Linked DNA regions of Homo sapiens: region 1 is linked to region 2. The links are chromatin loops, found by intact Hi-C in ENCODE. Cell type or tissue: CD4-positive, alpha-beta T cell. All regions are shown on one strand. Each heading gives the region's core, and the rest is flanking DNA. Links, peaks and the distances in the headings are about the cores only.

Region 1 (2,917 bases), core at 271-2,770, 1.0 Mb after region 2:
GAATTCAAACTAGCAAAAGATGATTCTACTTTGGCCCAAAGGCAGTGGTTTCCTGGGTTTGTGTCATCTTGCTTTGCAGCGTGTAGACAATTCTTCAGGAGTTGCAGAGAGAAAAATAACATGCCAGATTTTGGGGTCACAGTGCCATCTGCTGAAGAAAGGAGTGTTGCTCGAACAATGAGTCCACATGATCACAATTTGCGTAAGTACTAGGCCTAGCCAAAAAACAAAACAAAACAAAACAAAAAGAATGCAATAAGTTATGGACTCTTGTACATTGTAGTGGAGTGAATTCCTCAACAGCTTACGCTGTATTATATATTACTGTATTAATCTCTAAATACATTATCACTTATTTATTCATGCATTGATTTATTCATTAGTTAACATTTGTTAAGCACCTACTTTCCTGTTGGTGCCGCAACAACAGAGATGAAGAAAACAGGCATGATCTGTTTCCTTTGGTGCTCTCAGTTTAACAGGGACACAGAATTCAAAAGGGAATATACCAGGGAGGCGTAGAAAGCTGCTTTAGGGGGCAGCGGATGCTGCTCTTGTCTGGGAGATGGGTGCGTTTGAGGAAAGCTTGTGTCTTAGTCAGTCTATGCTGCTACAACTAAAGTCCTGAGTCTAGGTAATTTATAAACAATAGAGATTTATTCCTGACAGTTCTGGAGGCTGGAAAATCCAAGATCAAGGCACCTGTAGGTTTAATGGCTGGTGAGAGGTCCAGTCTCTCCTTCTAAGATGCCAACTTGTTGCTGTGTCCTCTGCAGGGCAGAATGCTATGTCCTTACATGGTAGAAGAACAGAAGAGAATGAACCTTGATATGGTTTGGCTGTGTCCTCACCCAAAATCTCATCTTGAATTGTAATCCCCATAATCTCCATGTGTCAAGGGAAAGACCAGGTGGAGATAATTGAATCAAGGGGGCGGTTTCGCCTACTCTGTTTTCGTGATAGTGAGTGAGTTCTCACGAGGTCTGATGGTTTTGTGTTTGGTAGTTCTTCCTGCATTTATTCTTGATCTTGCCGCCCTGTTAAGAAGGTGCCTTGCTTTCCCTTCACCTCCCGCCATGATTGTAAGGTTCCTGAGGCCTCCCCAGCCATGTGGAACTGCGAGTCAATTAAACCTCTTTCCTTTCTAAATTACCCAGTGTTGGGCAGTTCTTTATAGCAGTGGGAGAATGGACCAACACAAACTCGTTCCCTCAAGCCCTTCTATAAGAGACCCAATCCCATTCTTGAGGGCTCTGTCCTCAGACTTAAAGACCCCCGCCTCATTGTAAAACCACATTGGCCATTAAATTTCAACTACGAACTCTGGAGGACACATTCAAATCATAGCAGCTTCCTTGATGGGAGTAACATAGACGCTGAGTCTTAAGGATAGGCAGACGGTAGAATGCAGCTGGCTGAACAATAGGAGAAAGGCATCATAGGCAGCAGGAAAAGCAAGTGCAAAGGCCCTGAGGCAGGAGGGAGCGTGTAGCATTCACAGAATGGAGGCCCAAGAGGGTGAAGCACAGTGAGTGAGGGGAAAGATGGTCCAAAACAAGGTCAGGGAGGGAGGCTAGGCCCTGGTAAGAAATTTAAGTGCAATGGGAAAACAATGAAACATTTCAAACAGCGTTATGGAAAAACCATTTGCAAAATTGTTTAGCTAAATACAAACTGACAGTACTTAACATTACCCAGCACAGTAAGATTCAAAAGAAGTGCAAAATATTCGGAAGGTGGATTTGAATGATTTAAGTCTGGGGAACACTGTCATGTTCCTCGGGTGCCCTCTGCAGGCGCCAAACCAAATTGCTGCGTGATCCTGGGGATTTGCTCCTTCTTGCCTCTCACTCCTCATGGCCAGCATGGAAGAGGAATCTGATCAAGGTTTCCTTTTTAAATCTTAGAACCAGGAGCCTGGAGCAGGTGTTGCAGGTTTTGGAGGGCACCCAGGTGCGTACTGCCAGGAAATGATGTGATAACCTCATTCTCGCTTTGTGACAAAATCTAAATTAAACTGGGACATGTCTGGACAATTTTGTAGCTTACATACCAATTCAAACAGGTTTTTTTTTTCTCTTCATTTTCCAGTCAATATACTGACCATTTCTGTCCTTATATCTTCCTCACGGAGTGTTCCTGATGGTAGTCACACAGTCTTTTATTATAATTTTATGAGTTCTTGTTGGAGCGATTAATAGCATTTATACTAATAAAACTTTCTAACATACTGTATAATTTACTTATATGTTTTGGTTATGATCTTTTTCCTATCAATAGAATGTAAGCTACATGAGGACAAAGAGTTTTGTCTGTTTTTTCAGTGTTATGCCCTCAATGCTGAGCACCTGCCCTTCTTGGTCCAAGCAACATCCCACTGATTCCACAGTCCTCAGGGACCACTCCAGCAAGATTCAAGCTCTTTCTCCCCTGGACTCGCCCCAGGGTTGCAGCTTCTGGTGCTGTGACTTTGGTCATATGTTTGCCAACCATAAGCTTCATGATGCCAAGCACCTTGTCTGCTTTATTTTTCTGCTTGCAATAGCACCTAGCATGGTAGAAATTTCAAACAAACACACGCATAAATGCTCTCATTTAGGTATGTTAAAACAGAAGGCTGGGAGTTACAAGTTCATATACCTGGAGGGCCTCACAGGTGAGCACATGGATGGGCAGGTGCCCTACATGTACCTGTGTGCGCTCTGTGAGTGGGGGGGTCTGCCAGGCCCAGGAGAGAGCCTGCTGGCCGAATGTGCCAGGCCAAAGCAGCACCAGCAGCTGCCCATCAGGCAGAAACACAGGTGCAATGTCACCAGGATGCTGATTGTACCAGCTCAAGCAAAACTAAAAATCTCAAATATTGGTTCCACTAAAGAAAAATACCATATGGGTCAAAGAAAACATAGCCTGGATCCAG
Region 2 (2,917 bases), core at 278-2,777:
AACCCTATCCTTTTACATTCAAGTCACACATTCCAGAAGGAGAGCACTTTTGTATGCACCATCTCACTTAAACCTCATAATGACCTTGTGAAACAAGCAGAGCAAAGCTTATCACTCTTTAACCTAAGAAGAAGCTCAAACCAGTTCAGTGATTTTCCCAAGGTTACCCATCCAGCAAATGTCAGGACTAAAACCCAGATCTCATCATGAAGGGCAAACTCCCATGATTCAGAGACGACTGAGGCTTGTGTAGCCCAGAAAGAAAAGAATTGCTCAAGTTTGTCCTACATTTCAGGATGAAAGACCAAATGTCGTGATTTCTACACTGTGCTGAATTAATACTTTTTCTTAATTTTTTTTCTGGCCTACTTCATTTCCCCAATAGGTTATATTCTAAAGGCAGTCAAAGATTATAAGATAACGTTTCTGTAGGTAGGGGGAAATAAGAGCTGTTGAAATGACCTGAGTGTCATCTCTATCTCTGGGGACAGATACCATCTCACGACTTCTATCTGCCTAAGAGAAGTTAAGCAAGAAGGTGCAGAGCTTTATTAAGCAGAGAAACATTAGACCTTTCAGCTGCTTGTGCCATCTAATTACCTGTGACTCCTGGCATCACATGCAAGCTTTATTACTGCATGTGTGAAAACTGCAAGTCCTGCTTTCGTATCTGCCCTTTGAAACTCCTCCAAACATCTACCTCTACTCAATTTTCAGTACAGCTAGAATCTTACCCTCTATGAGCAAAGAAGCTAATTTCTCAATTATGCTTGAAATTTAGTAATTCTAGGAACAATTTTTTTTAGAGCTTAGATCCTTATGGGCGTAAAACACTCTGATTGTGTTTAAGGATTCTACCTTTTATCAGTGTCTCCAGTGGGTTTGAACAGAATTACTTCCTTTGGCAGTTTTCTGGAACTCTCTATAAATTCATTTTACTAATGTTCTGTTGAACAAACCTGTTCTATCCTCCAACATTGAGTTGGTTTTTTTTTTTTTTTTTAGAGACAGGATCTTGCTCTGTTGTCCAGGCTGGAGTGCAGTGGCATGATTGTAGCTCACTGCAGTCTGAAACTCCTGGGCTCAAGCAATCCTCATGCTTTAGCCTTCTGAGTAACTAAGACTACAGGTGCGCACTACCATGCCACGCCCCGAATTGGTATTTTTAAAGAAAGTATTCTCATCATGAAAATTTCTGCTTTGCTATAGGAAGCACTAGATAAAGTTGTTTGGTTAACACCAAGTGAAACTAGTGTTATGTATAGTAATGCATCTCAACATATTTACTCTATTTGATAATGAAACTGATTTACTTCTGCTTTTAGAGAGAGGGAGAGATGAATGGATGGTTCCTTGAGTGTTCTTCATGTATTTATTTATTTATTCAACTCACATACATTAAATACCTACTTTATGTTTCCTAGGCATTTGGGGGTCGCAATAAAGAGTAGTAAAGGTTCCTGACCTCAAGAAGGTTATACTCTAAAGGGAAAGAGTGGTGGGCAGTCACAGCCACAAACCAATGAATTTCAGGTAGTGAACACTGTCATACAGAGAGAAACTGAGAAATTTGAGTGGGGGATTGTGAATTGCTGCTGCCTTGGGTGGATTAGTCAAGGAAGATCTCATTTGAGGAGGCGATATTTGAACAAGATCTGAATGAAGTGAGGAAGGAAGCTGTGGGGCCGTGGAGGGAACAGTGTCCCAGGTGGAAGAAAACAGCCAAGACCCGGAAGTCACCATGGGCTTTAGAGACAGCAAGGAGACCCGGATGTCTGGAGCCGAATGAGGAAGGCAAAAGTGGAAGAGGCCACCAGGGGGCAGACTGTGCAGAACCTATGGGACTTCATAAGGACTTTGGATTTCACTGGAAGAGTAATGGATGAGGCTAGAAGGTTTGGGGCAGGAGAAAAGCATCATCTGACTTACCTGTGAGCAGGTTGACTGCACACCGGTGGATGGACCGTGGTGGGGGTGAGCTGGGAGCAGGCAGGCAGGACAGGGCTGTGGCAGTCGGTAGTGGCTGTGGCTGGGCTGATAGTGGTGGGCTGATAGTGGTGGAGGTTGTGAGAAATGGTTGGATTGTGGGTTAATTTTTGAAGTTTGAGCCTATCAGTGGGAGAACAGGACACTAAGAAGGACAGAGTAAGTGGCGTGTCCTTTAAATGAGATGATCTCAATATCCCCAGAAAGTGGCTCCTGTTTTTACTCTATCAACATCCATTTCCAAGACCCTGCCTCATTGCCTGTCAGAGTGTCGGGCCCTGGAACGCTCCAGCTGTGATAATGTCGTGGCCCTCAAGGACCACCCCCTCCCCAACCATGGAGGGACAAGCTAAATCCCTCCTTCATCACCACCGCCTGTTCCAGGCCACCATGGGTGCACACCCAGACTTCCTGTAGTAGTTTCTCCCATGGCCTCCCTGGCTGGTCTTTGCCTCACCTGCCCACTTTGCACACAAAAGCCACAACAATCTTTCTTTAAACCTTAAAACATTCTTTACATTGACTCTCCCTCTTTTCCTTCATTACATTTATTTTTAAAAGAAATTTTATTTCATAACTATACAGGGAAAATTAGCAGAACTGACGACAGATAGAAAGTAAACATGAAAACAAATACGATAGGTACAAAACAAGGTTGTCGAATTCCAGCTCATTTATTTGACAGCCTCTTACCCTCACAACCATGCTTTGTTATGACCATTATCTCATTTTAATCCTAAGTAAACTGAGTCCCAGAGAGATCAATTGATGTGCCAAAGTTCATAAAGCAAGGCAGGGAATGTACCACCCTAGTTTCCAGAGTTAAATGCCAGGCTGAGCCTGTGTTTTTGTCTTTTCCTCATCCTCTATAGTGGAGTCAGCAAAGTACAGCTCATGGGCCAAGTCCAGCCCAACATCTGTTTTTGGAAAT

What was found. Peaks named below come from ENCODE experiments on the same cell type or tissue, not always from the same donor. Only the 100,000 strongest peaks of a DNase experiment are listed, where the experiment ranks them.
Region 1: a loop joins it to region 2, with 5 times the contacts of the local background. A loop is called at or near these places in 3 of 110 quality-filtered maps.

Annotation. Positions count from the first base shown.
Region 1 is chr20:54,198,039-54,200,955 of GRCh38, forward strand. No RefSeq gene overlaps it. Among named protein-coding and RNA genes, the nearest start is that of PFDN4, 8.6 kb to the right of the region's middle. In CD4-positive, alpha-beta T cell, for the core only: a CTCF peak has its summit at 1,784 (motif pointing left); a DNase peak (open chromatin) is centred at 1,793.
Region 2 is chr20:53,156,421-53,159,337 of GRCh38, forward strand. The region is part of intron 1 of TSHZ2 (teashirt zinc finger homeobox 2); the gene reads left to right. Among named protein-coding and RNA genes, the nearest start is that of TSHZ2, 190 kb to the left of the region's middle. RefSeq lists a silencer at 1,000-1,119. In CD4-positive, alpha-beta T cell, for the core only: CTCF peaks have their summits at 1,816 (motif pointing right) and 2,016; a DNase peak (open chromatin) is centred at 1,811.